4 separate regions of the Homo sapiens genome follow, and regions 1, 2 and 4 are each linked to region 3. The links are chromatin contacts, found by Hi-C or POLR2A ChIA-PET in ENCODE. All regions are on one chromosome and are shown on one strand. Each heading gives the region's core, a stretch centred on a gene start or an enhancer-like site at or near the end of the contact. The rest is flanking DNA. Distances are from core to core; before and after follow the strand shown.

Region 1 (2,838 bases), core at 82-2,581, 100 kb after region 3:
CTGCAACCTCTACCTCCCAGGTTCAAGCGATTCTCCCACCTCAGTCTCCCAAGTAGCTGGGATTGCTGGTGCCCACCACCACACCCTGCTAATTGTTTGTATTTTTAGTTGAGACGGGGTTTCACCATATTGGCCAGGCTGGTCTCGAGCTCCCGACCCCTCAGGTGATCCACCTGATTTGGCCTCCCCAAGTTCTGGGATTACAGGCATGAGCCACCGCACCTGGTCAATTTCACAGGTTTTTATATTTCCTCCATTTATAACAAACATAATTGCTTCCTTTCAGCTTCATCTGTAAGGGCTCTGAGGAGAATCTCTTCTATATATTTAATCTAGGAATGGCTGTGTTACCTGCTAAGATTTCATTTTTGCTTGTAGGACATTTTGTTGCACCATTTGAAAGCAGCAGGAAAATATTCTTAAAAGACAGCCATAGTTTTGAAAAATCATGTTTTAGCTGGAAGAATATAAACATAAACTGTATCATGAAATTGTGCTGTAAAATTCCTCTCAAATATTATTTTCGTGTCAAAACTATTAATGTTCTTATAATGGGTCCTGGATGAATCTACAAAATGTTTTATTCAAGGTCCTTGAAATGACCTTGAATTGCTATCCCAATACTGCCATTACACAAAGGAGCGGAGAGGCTAATAAGTTATATGCATATCTTAGGCACGCCTTTCAAATTGGTGCAAAAATCATGTGAAGTAAAATACATACCACAGTCATGAAAACGTAGCTTCCACATGGCGGCTGGGCCACTCACTAAAACGCAACTCCAATGCAATCACTCTCCAGATCAAAAGCCCCTGGGCTCCCTGCTGCCCGTCATGAAGAGTAAACCCAGCCCATGGGCCTGCCATCATGGTGCCAGATCAACCTTGCTGGCGTGGGATCTGTCACGTCCATCCATGCCTCAGCCTACTTGCCTGTGAAGTGAAGCACTTGCTGTACTCTGGGTCTGCCTCACTCTTTCCATCTCACATCTTGACTGTCCCTTCCCACTGCTCCACATTTCCCCAGCCACCACGTCTCAAGTTCATCTCAAATGCCACTGTTCCGGGAGCCGGCTCTTCCCTCCCTGTCATATGCCCTTTCTCCCTCCTCTGAATGCCTCAGTGCCTAGTACCTGTCCAGGTCTGTGACAGTCCTCTGTGGCCTTGCCTAGTTCACCCACTGAGCTCTGCACTCCCTGAGAACAGAGATCGGATCCCTCCTGGATGCTCTGTAATTAGGAAACAGATTTGACTTGAAGACATAGGCTCATGCCTATTTCAAGGCTCCTGTAACTTTTCAAGAAGGCTGTGATGCTGTGATGCTCTGCCTCTGTGTCCTGGGCAGTGCGCCAGCAAACCGCATTCCTAATTACATAACAGTATTCAAATGCATGTCAGTATGAAAAGAGGAATCAACTCTATTTTGTATTTTTTTTTAAACAGAAAAGCTTTTTTTCTGATCACTGGACTACTTTCCATTTTAAGCTAATTAGTAAATTGCATTTTTGGCTCTTTAACTGGCTAGGTTAAATTTAGCTCATCTTTTCCCTTAAAGTCAAGCTGTCAGTGGGTTTTGCAATTAAAATTTCCACTCTCAACTTTCATTCTCATTCAAGAGGATGCTGGCAAGCCACCCCCTCCTTCTGCCCTTCCTTCCTTCAGCTTCTCCCCTACTCAAGGCTTCACACAGACATGGGAAGATGGCCCCTTACCCCTAGAACTGCAGGGCACTACAAGCATGGCCCTCACCAGCAGGCAGGGCATCCGCCCAAGGGTGCAAACGTCACTCAGCCATGCTGCTGAGCACCCAGACTATCCCAGTGGAGCTATTGAAATTATGCAGCATCCTATGTGGCCAGGGCTAGAGCAGGGGCTTGGAGGGCTGCTCCCGTGCCAAGCATGAACCCTTGAGTGGGTGGATATGGGGAGGTCTGAGGAGTCCCAGAGGAGGAGGGTGAGGGAAGGAAAAAGGGTACACTCGGGAGGCATGGAGGATAGGGCAACATTACAAAAATACTGGGCATTACAGAAGCATTTGCATCTTTTAACAATCGCCATGGCCAAACCAGGTGACTCTGGGCCCTGCCAGGCCCCAGAGCTGCCTAAGAACAATGTGGTGAGGAGCGTGGATGCGGGTTAGGGTGGAGGTCACAAGGCCACGCTGTCACTGTGACCAGAGTCATTCTAGAGCCTGGGAAAGTCCCCCCATGCCTAGAATCCTGCTTCTCATCTCCAACCCCTCTGCTCTTTGCTTGGAGCTCTCTGTCATCCTCCCTCCCTCCCTGTCTCCCCTGGAGTCCTGCCAAGGGCTCTTCTCCTGGCCCAGGCTCTTTCTGCCCACCCCAAGTGTGGTTCAGAGGCCCCCCGCCCTTGTCCCAGTACCCCAGCCCCTCAGAAGGACAGACTGAAGGAGGGAGTGGGGGAAGATGCTCACCCAGCCGTCGTGAAGCAGAAGACAAGAGACCAGGCCTCCCCTGTGTAAGCCGCCCAGCCGCCCCTCCTCCAAGGGGAGATGCGGGGGGCAGAGGCCGGCTTTACGAGCAGAGCGCCGGTATCCCACTTCCCTCGTGGCCATTAAGCAAGATGGGCTGGGGATTTCCAAGAAGAGAGAAGGAGGCATCCATTATGCAGGCACTAATGAGTCTCAGGTCCCAGCTCTCTGAGGACCTGGGCAGGGCCGGGGAGGGGGAGCGGCGCCCACCTCGGCCTGGCTGCTCCTCTTCCCATCCAGGCTCCTGCTTTCTGCCACAAGATCCTGCGCATCTGGGTGATGGCAAGTAGGGCAGACGGGGCGCCCCAGGGGGACGGCTGCAGTTAGTGAAATCAGCTCCGTGGCCTG
Region 2 (2,877 bases), core at 39-2,538, 120 kb after region 3:
TCATGAAACCCAAGACAGTGATTCATTTAATGCTCCATCTGGCGTTTCTTGCTTTCAAGCAACACACATATGACTCAACTTTGCTTTTGCTTATTAAACGCTAACCAGCACGCTTCCTCATCCCAATAAAAAGTTAGGTTGAAGCCTTGCTGTGTGTGCACATGAGTGTACATGCGTGGGTGTCTGTGCCGTGTGGCATGTTTATCCACGAGGCTCCTAGATGTGCACAAGCGGTATGCGCGACTGTATGCAAGGCCAGTTTTGTTGCCACACAACCTGTGCTGTCACTGGGGGCTCTGCTGCCACAGTCTTGAAATTTTTAACAATTCTTTTTTTTTTTTTTTTGAAATGGAGTCGTGCTCTGTCGCCCAGGCTGGAGTGCAATGGCGCGATCTTCGCTCACTGCAACCTCCACCTCCCGGGTTCAAGTGATTCTCCTGTCTCAGCCTCCCGAGTAGCTGCGACGACAGGCATGCACCACCACACCCAGCTAATTTTGTATTTTTAGTAGAGATGCGGTTTCTCCACATTGGTCAGGCTGGACTCGAACTGCCGACCTTAGGTGATCCTCCCGCCTCGGCCTCGCAAAGTGCTTGGATGACAGGCGTGAGCCGCCATGCCCAGCCTTAATGATTGTTAAACAGCAGCTCCATATGTTCGTTTTGCACTTGGCCCTGCAAATTGTGCCGCCGGTCCTGGGGATGTGTGTGTAGAACTGCGTGTCATTGTGGGCACAGGAGCACGCGCATCCTTGTGGATGTGAGTCCATGCAGATGAGTGTATACGCGCCCTGTGAGAGTGCGGGCCGCGTGCGGATGTGTGAGGCTGGGAACACAGGAAAGGGGACGTGAGAGGGGGGTTGAGAGTCTTTGTGAATGTGTCTGAGGGTGCCTGACACACTGAACTTCAAACGCTGGGGGCACGGGAATCACACCAGAGCCCCAAGATTCAGATTCCACAGGTGTGGGGGCTCGGGAAGGTGTAATTTTTTAACAAACACCTCCCCACCTCCAGGCGACTGCAGTGCCCACCAGCGTTTGAGAACCACTGGGCCAAAGGTTTTAGGTGCTAGAAATTGGGTCGATGACCCCACCATTCTTTAGGTATAGGCTTAGACTGTCATATGGCTCCAAACCATCTACCTACTCACTCTGTTATCTGAAGTAAAGGTTTCCCCAAAGCCCACCAGGAACACCAAGGAACCGATGAGCCATTCACTGTGGGAACCCCAGACAGAGGCCTCCCGCGGCCTTTGCCTGGGCCTTGAGCCAGGCGGTGACTCACAGCAATAGGCCGGAGTGGCCTTGCTGGTCAGCCTCTGCCTCCCGCCTTGCTACATCAGCAGGGCAGAGCCAGGGCTGCCACCCGATGACCAGTATGGGTCATGCTGCCTGACCCTGCCCCCACCACCAAACCCCCTTAAGTCGGAAGGGACTGGCATTGGTCAGTGCCCCCAACCCTGATGCCATCAGATGTGCCACCTGCAGTCGCCTCCTGGGGTCCTTCTCTGGGGCCCAGCACTTGCTGACCTTGGAGAGCTGGCTTCTGGGCACCCTGGTGACCCCACCCAGCACAACTCCCCTTCTTGGCTGCATTTCCCTGAAAGCCATCCTGGGGTGAGATGTTGTCCTCTTGCGGAGCCATCCTGGCTAGGCGAGGGGCTGTGGGCCACACGTGTGGCCATGGGAGCTACACTCTGCCACTTGCCGGCAGGGGACCCTGGGCGGGTTCCTTGAGCTTATCTAAGCCTCGGGTTCCTCGCCTGTGAAGTAGCCCTGTGCTACCCTGGGCCAGGGACCTGCTCCAGGGTGGGTCCAGGGCCAGGCTCCTGCCCCCTGCCTCCTCAGGCCACACTTCCTCTTGCAGCTCCCGCTTGGTCCCCGCACACCTACCATGCACACAACACAGTTTCCCCACCCTGCCCCTTGCGGGGGTTGGCATGGAGCCAGCAGTCAGCATCTGTGTGAATTAGAATTGGGGTTCTGCAGACTTGGGGATCCAGAGAGGCACCCTGTTCCCCAGGAGGGCAAGTGACCACGGAATGGGAAAGAGGCTGGTCCAGCGCCACACAGCCAGTCCACAGCCGGGACAGGAACCAACATCTTTAGCTGCTCCTTTGCCCCCAGCTCTCCCCTCCACAGCTGGCACCACTAAGCACCCACTGTGCACTAGGCACTTGGAAGCCTCTCTTCTGGAGCCGCCACAACCACCAGATGAGGATGTCACAGCAAGAAGAGGAGGGCTGAGAGAGATCAAGTGACTTGCCCAAGGACACACAGCGTGTGGGACCTGAGATATAAGCTTCAAAGTGACGCTGACACAGAGACCCCTGACTCTCTGGCAGCATCAGCATAGCGCCTCTCAGGCCCCTCCGGCAGCCCCAGGCTCCCCGGGGCCTCCAGGCCCCCAAGGCTGCTGGAGGCTGCCTGTCCTCCACGGTCCATCTCCTTCAGCTCCTGTCACCGGCTGGGTGCCTGGAAGCTGCATGCCAGCCTTTCCATTATTCATGCCACCCTTTGGTTGCCAGCAGGGATTGGGCCCAGAGGCCCCAGCTTTGCCAGGAAAGATAAGGCACCAACGCCTGACTTTTCTTCTGAGCTCCATCCCATTTCCCAAAAGAACACAAAGGCCTGTTGTTCCCTGCCCCGTGTAGGATGCTGGGCCTCCTTCTCATGAAAAGAAGATAAACCATTAGCGGGATTACAGCTGGTTAGGTTTACAGCTTTTCCTCACGGCCACCTGTCCCCTCCTGTAATGCTGCATGGACACGAGAGGCAGGTGCCTGCTGTCTCCGGATCATGGGGCGGGGGAGGCAACAGCTCCTCTGAGCCCCTCTCTCAGGCCAAGCTTCACAGGCATGACCTGGAGAAGTTTCTC
Region 3 (2,904 bases), core at 177-2,676:
CCTCTGCTCCACACAAGCCTGTCTTTATAAGAACTATCACAGGGATGACGATCATTTACTGAGTGCCAAGCCCTACGCTGGATAATTTCCTACAAGTTAGCTCATTTATAAGATTCAAGGGCATTAGGTATAAAATCTCTAATTTGTAGAGGAAAAAACTGAGGCTTGGAGACATTAAGGCAGAACTGGATACACACCCAGATCTTTCTTTTACTGCAGAGCCTCTGCCCTTTCCACCATGTCTTGCTGCCTACAGGAACCCAACAAGGGCAATTTTTTAAATCACAGGACAGCCTGCAGGAACAATGGACATGTCGAGTGAGCGATGGGGACGAGGCATGCCATCTTGAGTCCACTGAACGCAGTAATGTTTAAAAACAGAAATTACATGGGGGCCACCTCCCTACTCCTTTCCTTCCCTGTGTCCCATCCTCGAGGGTGGCATTTCTCAGCAAGACTCCAGATCTGCTTTGGTGCTGGGGTCAAGGCAGCCTGAGCATGGGGCTGCGCACGTGGGAATACAGAGGAAGAAAGGCGGGAAGGGGTCAGGCAGCCACTGAATTACCAGCTTAACCTTCACTTCTACCGAGTCTTAGCTGCTTCTTTTGAGTTACTGCAGCTCTTACTCCTATGGGTCCCTGTCAAGACCAGCAATTGCCTAAGAGGAGACAGTAACTGTCTCTGAAACCCCTTCAGTGCATGATGCATGAAACTCAGCCAGCTCTGTGCTATGCTCGCCTCAACCACGCCTGGGTTCTAACAAGACAAAGAATTTATTTTTAAATGGACATGTTTAGTTGCCTGAATTAGTTTGGGAACATGATTAGTAAATTTTCCCAGTCCCTCATTTCCAAATCAAAATTTCCTACTGTGGCATTTCTCAAAAATCTCTTTGTAAATATCTTCTATGGAAATATTTACCCAGCACATTTACCAAAGCCATAGGATTTTAAAGATAAAATGGATCTGGAGTTTACACAATGCAGATTCTTTTTGGAAATTCTTAATAAAAATCAGATGTGCAGAGGAGGAGCCAAGTCTCTAAGAACTGCCAAGATCTAGACATTTCAGGTCAACTTCCAAGCTTACCCTGAATTCAAAGAAGCTTTGGGCTACGTTGCACCTCCCACTAATTCACACTCTGTTGCCACTGTAACCACTTGGCCTCATTTCCAAGGTATTATCACCCCATTAGCATAATCTTCTGATAAGAAGTACTAATAGTCTAAATGAGAAGAAGACAGAACCCATGTTAATGGTTTTTTAAATTGTTAATAGACCGTGGACCTGACCTGTTATAGATGTGAGAAGTGTCTCTATGTTTTCTACAACAGACATCTTTTAGGAATAAAACTGAAAAAGAGTTTAAGCTTCCTTTATAGGACTGAATCACCATGGATTTACAAACTTGGAAGTTTTATAGCCTGTGGGTTGGAGTCGATTGCTTTATGACTAAGCCTTCTCCTTACATGAACATTTGGGAAAAAAAACACATGCTTAGCCTCTGAAGCTGAAATTCCTTCCTCAGCTTTACTAAACAGAGAGAATAAAATTAAAGTACAATGTTTAAAAAGTGAGAACAAAGTACAATGTTAGGTAAAAATACATAGAGAAACTGGATTTTCTTTACAAAGTACATTATATAGATATAAATATATTATATAGACACAAAACAAGCTGCTAAAATGCCAAAAAGCAGCATTCAGGAACAAAATGTTACTATTAGTTTCACTGATACTTATCATAATCCATTACAAACTAACCTCATAGAAAAACTCAAAAATTTGGAGTCCACGTATTTCATGAAACCATAAAGAAAAATGGTTCACATTTCTGGTGTTAGCATCAATATGAAACATAGCCTCTGATAAATCATAAAATTACAACTTTTCAGCCACTGTGTCTCAGAAAATACTGCTGACAAACTTAAAGCAGTCCATTAAAATGAACTTAAAAAGGTCAGGAGAGTGTACTAGAAATCGAAGGTGCTCAGGTAGAAATTCAGAATGGCTTCCCCAGTTCTAGGTACTTGGTACTAAGAAATTCTCAGGAACTACTTATGTCTACATGAGAGTGCTGGGAATCTGAGTGACAGTTTTTCCACCTGGACGGTAGTTTGTGTGAACTGTGCCTGGCAGCTGCCCTCAAATGGCTGTTTGATTAGTCCTATAAATACCTGAGGAGAAGGTCTTCTTCTCCAAGAGTACTCCCAGCTTGTTGGAATATGAGGGGATCTTCTGACTCCTCTCTGGGGACAAGCCGTACTAACATATCTGAACAGCAGGAACTGAGAGATAAGACGTCCTTACCTTTCACTGTTCTTTTTGCCACTGGAAGAGCTGCTGGTGGAGCCTGTGCGATTCCGGTTTCCTCTGGAATCCCCATTGCTTTCCCTTCGACCCCCAGGAGACACTCGTTCAGAAGAGCTGGTCCTCTTGATGTTACTAAGGGTGGAATGGAAGTGACAGTGAACTCCTTAATATCGTGACTTTATTTTATTGCTAAGCATACAAATATATACATAGAACGTCATACTTCCACATGGATATTCAAAAGACAGGCCTAGCAACGGAGATCAAAAAGCTTTTCAGAGTGTCACATAGAATAACATCTCTGCTCTCTCTCTGCCTTTTTAACTGAGGCCACTAGCACAGTTCACAGTCATGGAGAAACTGAGGCATTAAGACTTCAACAGTACCGTGTGAGAGCACTCCAGGGGCTTCCAGGGAAGCAATCCTGCCCTTGAGTAGGCTTCACTTTCCAGGGATGTCCAATCTTTTGGTTTCCCTGGGCCACATTGGAAGAAGAATTGTCTTGGGCCACATATAAAATATACTAATGCTAACGATAGCCGACGAATTAAACAAAAAAAAAATTGCAAAGAAAATAGAGTATTAAGAAAGT
Region 4 (2,870 bases), core at 143-2,642, 88 kb before region 3:
TGTACCCCTTTTTCATTCACACCATTAATTTCATTGCCCAACTCAGTTATTACCAGCAGTTGTTTTCCTTAAACACAGCATGGCTAGTTTTCCTTCATTCATCCATTCGTTTAATGTGCCTTGCGCTCCTCGGCACGTGTCTGCCTCCTCTCCTGCCCTGCTCACTGCCTCAGCCTGCCTGGCAAATCATCTTCAATCCTGCTATGTGTCAGGTCTCTCCTGGACCGCTCAGCACCACCCTCCCCCACCACAGGCTGCAGGCTCCTTCTCTACACTGTTTCGGGGTCACACGCCTGCCCTCCTGCATCGGGATTGTCTTCTTACTTGCAGGCTCCCCAACTAGGCTGTGAACTTCATGAGACCAGCAAGCGAGTCTCATTCCTCTTTGTGCTGCCAGCCTCTCCAGCCCTGTGGGCTTGTGACAGTGCAGAATTGAAGGAATCCTGCGTGAGCGCCGCCATTCCAACCCAAGCAGTGCCCTGGGAGGGTCAGAGACCACTAGCCTGTGTGCGCGGGCATTTTTGGCAACTACGGCTCCTGCTTGTGTTCTATCTGGCAGGAAATAGAAATTACTTCTGGTCCATTTTGGCTTCCACACCTTGAAGATGGCCTGTGGGTCAAAGCTGGAGCTTTTTTTTTTTTGGTTCTAGCAATTCTGGTGCCTCAGCCTCCCGCCACCATGCCCACTCAGCTTAATTTTTTTATTTTTAGCAGAGATGGGGGTTCGCCATGTTGGCCAGGCTGGTCTTGAACTCCTGACCTCAGGTGATCCACCCACCTTGGCCTCCCACAGTGCTGCGATTACAGGTGTGCGCCACCGTGCCCGGCCTGGAGCTTATTTTAATTTCACCTCTCTCGGGCTCCCCCACTCAAAAGTGATTTCCCTAAGATCATGTTTTACTGGCTTTGAAGGCAGGAGGGGTGACTCTGGGATGAGGGCCCTATAGTCATACCGGGGAGCACTCCAGCCTTCTGCTGGGGTGACTTAGAGATCTGGACCCATCAATAAGAAGCGTGGCCAGACGGGGCTGGGGGAAAATCTTTGCTACCTGTCTTGTGGAGGGCAACTTCTTAGTGCCACTGTTTGCAAGGAGAAAGGAGGACCTAGTGTTACCGGTGGAGGGTGTCCAGGTTCTTCGCATCTTGAACAAAGAACTGGACAAAACACACAAACAAAGCAAGGAAAGAATGAAGCAATAAAAGCAGAGATTTATTGACAGCAGAAGTATACTCCCCAGGGCGGGAGCGGGTGAGCATGGGGGTTCCAGAGCCCCATGACAGAATTTTCTGGTTTTCCTCTCGCAAGGCCAGAGTCCCTCCGCTAGAGCGCTTCCCGCCCGGCCTGGCAGTCGGAATCCCGGGTTCCACGCAGGAAGGGGAGGGGCCAGGCTCCTCCCTGCTGCAAACCTTGTGAACTTCCCGAGGCTCCCCCTCAGTGGGCAGGCTGGCTGGAGTTTCTCCAGGGACCTGCTCCCACCTGGCTGTGTCACAGGGCTGGGCGGGAGCAGGCCTGCTGTTCTGCAGCCAAGTCTGAGTGTTCCCACTTTATGGGAACTTAATGTCTCCACTTAATTGAAGAAGAAAACTAAGCCAAGTACATGCCTGGGACAACCAGCCAGCCATCCTAGAGAGGCCTAAGGGTCCCCCTGGAGCCCGTGCCCCTTCCCAGGAGCCCTGAGGCCACTGGGAAGGGAAGCCCCATCCAGCTCACACCTAGGAAAGCCAAAATCTCTCCTCACTCCCAGCTAGTCATCGGGTCCCAGCTTGGGGGCCCGTTCACCATCAGCTTTGGGGAAGAAACTTCCCGCTCACTTCTCCTGCCTGCTGTCTCGCAATTACCGTGGGGACTGTGGCAGCCAGGCCTTTGTGGGAGCCGCCGGCACTTCATTCGCAAGGAGGCCGGGAGGCCCGGGCATCCGAATGCGAGCAGACGTGTCAGGGGTCGGGGTGTTGGGAAGTTTAAAGGCTGCAGCCTCCCCACCCAGGGAGGCACGGTCTTCCCGCCAGGCTGCGCAGTCAGAATGTGGCATGTCTAAAGGAGGGAATCGTAGAGAAGTGATGAGGAGAGTCAAGAAGATCTTGCCTAAGAGCAATTGGAAAACAAACAAAAAAATCTTGAGAATAGAAAATACATTATTTCAAAATTAAGAAATTAATTAGAGGCAGTGAAAAACAAAAGACACTCCTGCAGAACAAGGGTCAGTACACTTTCTGCAAAGGACCAGCTGGTAAATAGTTTTGGCTTTTTCAAAGCCATGTGGTCTGTCACAACTGTGGCAGGCCAATTCTCCCTGACAATCACACAGACGGGCCTGTATGACAGTCGACAGACAGGCCTGCACAGCACCCCAGTTACACAGATTTCCACAGCGCTGCCTTAACACTGAGCAAATAGTTAAACCTAGGGCAATCGGTGCCCAGACATCAAAGCTACAAATAAAGCATACGGTCAGTAGAAGCCTTGCATGGGCTTCTCCCTAACCTGGAGCAAGTCAAAATAATAGAATCTAACATTCCTAGTGCCAGGACCTGCCTCGGGTCGACAAAATCTGAGACGAGTCAAGGTAACAGAGGCAGCTGTTTGAATAGATTCATCAGAGAGTCTAAGGCAGCACTCCAGACCAAGCTGTAAAGGAGATAAGATAGAAATAATCACTCTGGTACCACAGGAGACAGGCCTTGAAGGTACTGGGGCCCACACAGCTTAATCAGACTTAGCTTGTTTTTTTTTTTTTATGTTCCAAATGTGATGGGTTTATTTTATTTTACTCTGATGCAAAATCAAAGATTCCACAATAGCACAGAGACCAATATATTACAGAGTCATGAAAAAAATGGTGTGAACATGCAGGACACGAGGTACAAACTGG

The links. Hi-C counts contacts between places; a loop is a spot of excess contacts on that map. ChIA-PET counts read pairs that join two places held with the same protein, here RNA polymerase II (POLR2A). Pooled maps may share reads with other maps.
Region 1: a map of G401 shows a loop between it and region 3 (3-fold over the local background). The contact joins two enhancer-like sites. A Hi-C loop is called at or near these places in 2 of 168 maps with a recorded cell type or tissue (DLD1 and G401) and 1 of 50 pooled maps. POLR2A ChIA-PET finds 5 or more read pairs at or near these places in 3 of 52 experiments (AG04449, PC-3 and activated T-cell).
Region 2: a loop to region 3 is called in a map of astrocyte of the cerebellum, with 2.7 times the contacts of the local background. The contact joins two enhancer-like sites. A Hi-C loop is called at or near these places in 2 of 168 maps with a recorded cell type or tissue (HAP-1 and astrocyte of the cerebellum) and 2 of 50 pooled maps. POLR2A ChIA-PET finds 5 or more read pairs at or near these places in 3 of 52 experiments (AG04449, AG04450 and BJ).
Region 4: POLR2A ChIA-PET joins it to region 3 with 10 read pairs in AG04449. The contact joins two enhancer-like sites. POLR2A ChIA-PET finds 5 or more read pairs at or near these places in 2 of 52 experiments (AG04449 and OCI-LY7).

The regions. Positions count from the first base shown.
Region 1 is chr14:99,773,609-99,776,446 of GRCh38, reverse strand. It overlaps a transcript of EML1 not described here. Among named protein-coding and RNA genes, the nearest start is that of EML1, 18 kb to the left of the region's middle. Within about 2 kb of position 1,331, at least 5 of the 41 ENCODE cell types and tissues checked have a DNase peak (open chromatin) inside an H3K27ac peak, as active enhancers do.
Region 2 is chr14:99,754,807-99,757,683 of GRCh38, reverse strand. It overlaps a transcript of EML1 not described here. Among named protein-coding and RNA genes, the nearest start is that of EML1, 37 kb to the left of the region's middle. RefSeq lists enhancers at 1,168-1,787, 1,788-2,408. Within about 2 kb of position 1,288, at least 12 of the 41 ENCODE cell types and tissues checked have a DNase peak (open chromatin) inside an H3K27ac peak, as active enhancers do.
Region 3 is chr14:99,878,025-99,880,928 of GRCh38, reverse strand. EML1 (EMAP like 1) reads right to left here. Exons shown (of 22, transcript NM_004434.3): 4 at 2,310-2,444. Among named protein-coding and RNA genes, the nearest start is that of EML1, 86 kb to the right of the region's middle. Within about 2 kb of position 1,426, at least 2 of the 41 ENCODE cell types and tissues checked have a DNase peak (open chromatin) inside an H3K27ac peak, as active enhancers do.
Region 4 is chr14:99,965,678-99,968,547 of GRCh38, reverse strand. No RefSeq gene overlaps it. Among named protein-coding and RNA genes, the nearest start is that of EVL, 98 kb to the left of the region's middle. RefSeq lists an enhancer at 1-543. Within about 2 kb of position 1,392, at least 3 of the 41 ENCODE cell types and tissues checked have a DNase peak (open chromatin) inside an H3K27ac peak, as active enhancers do.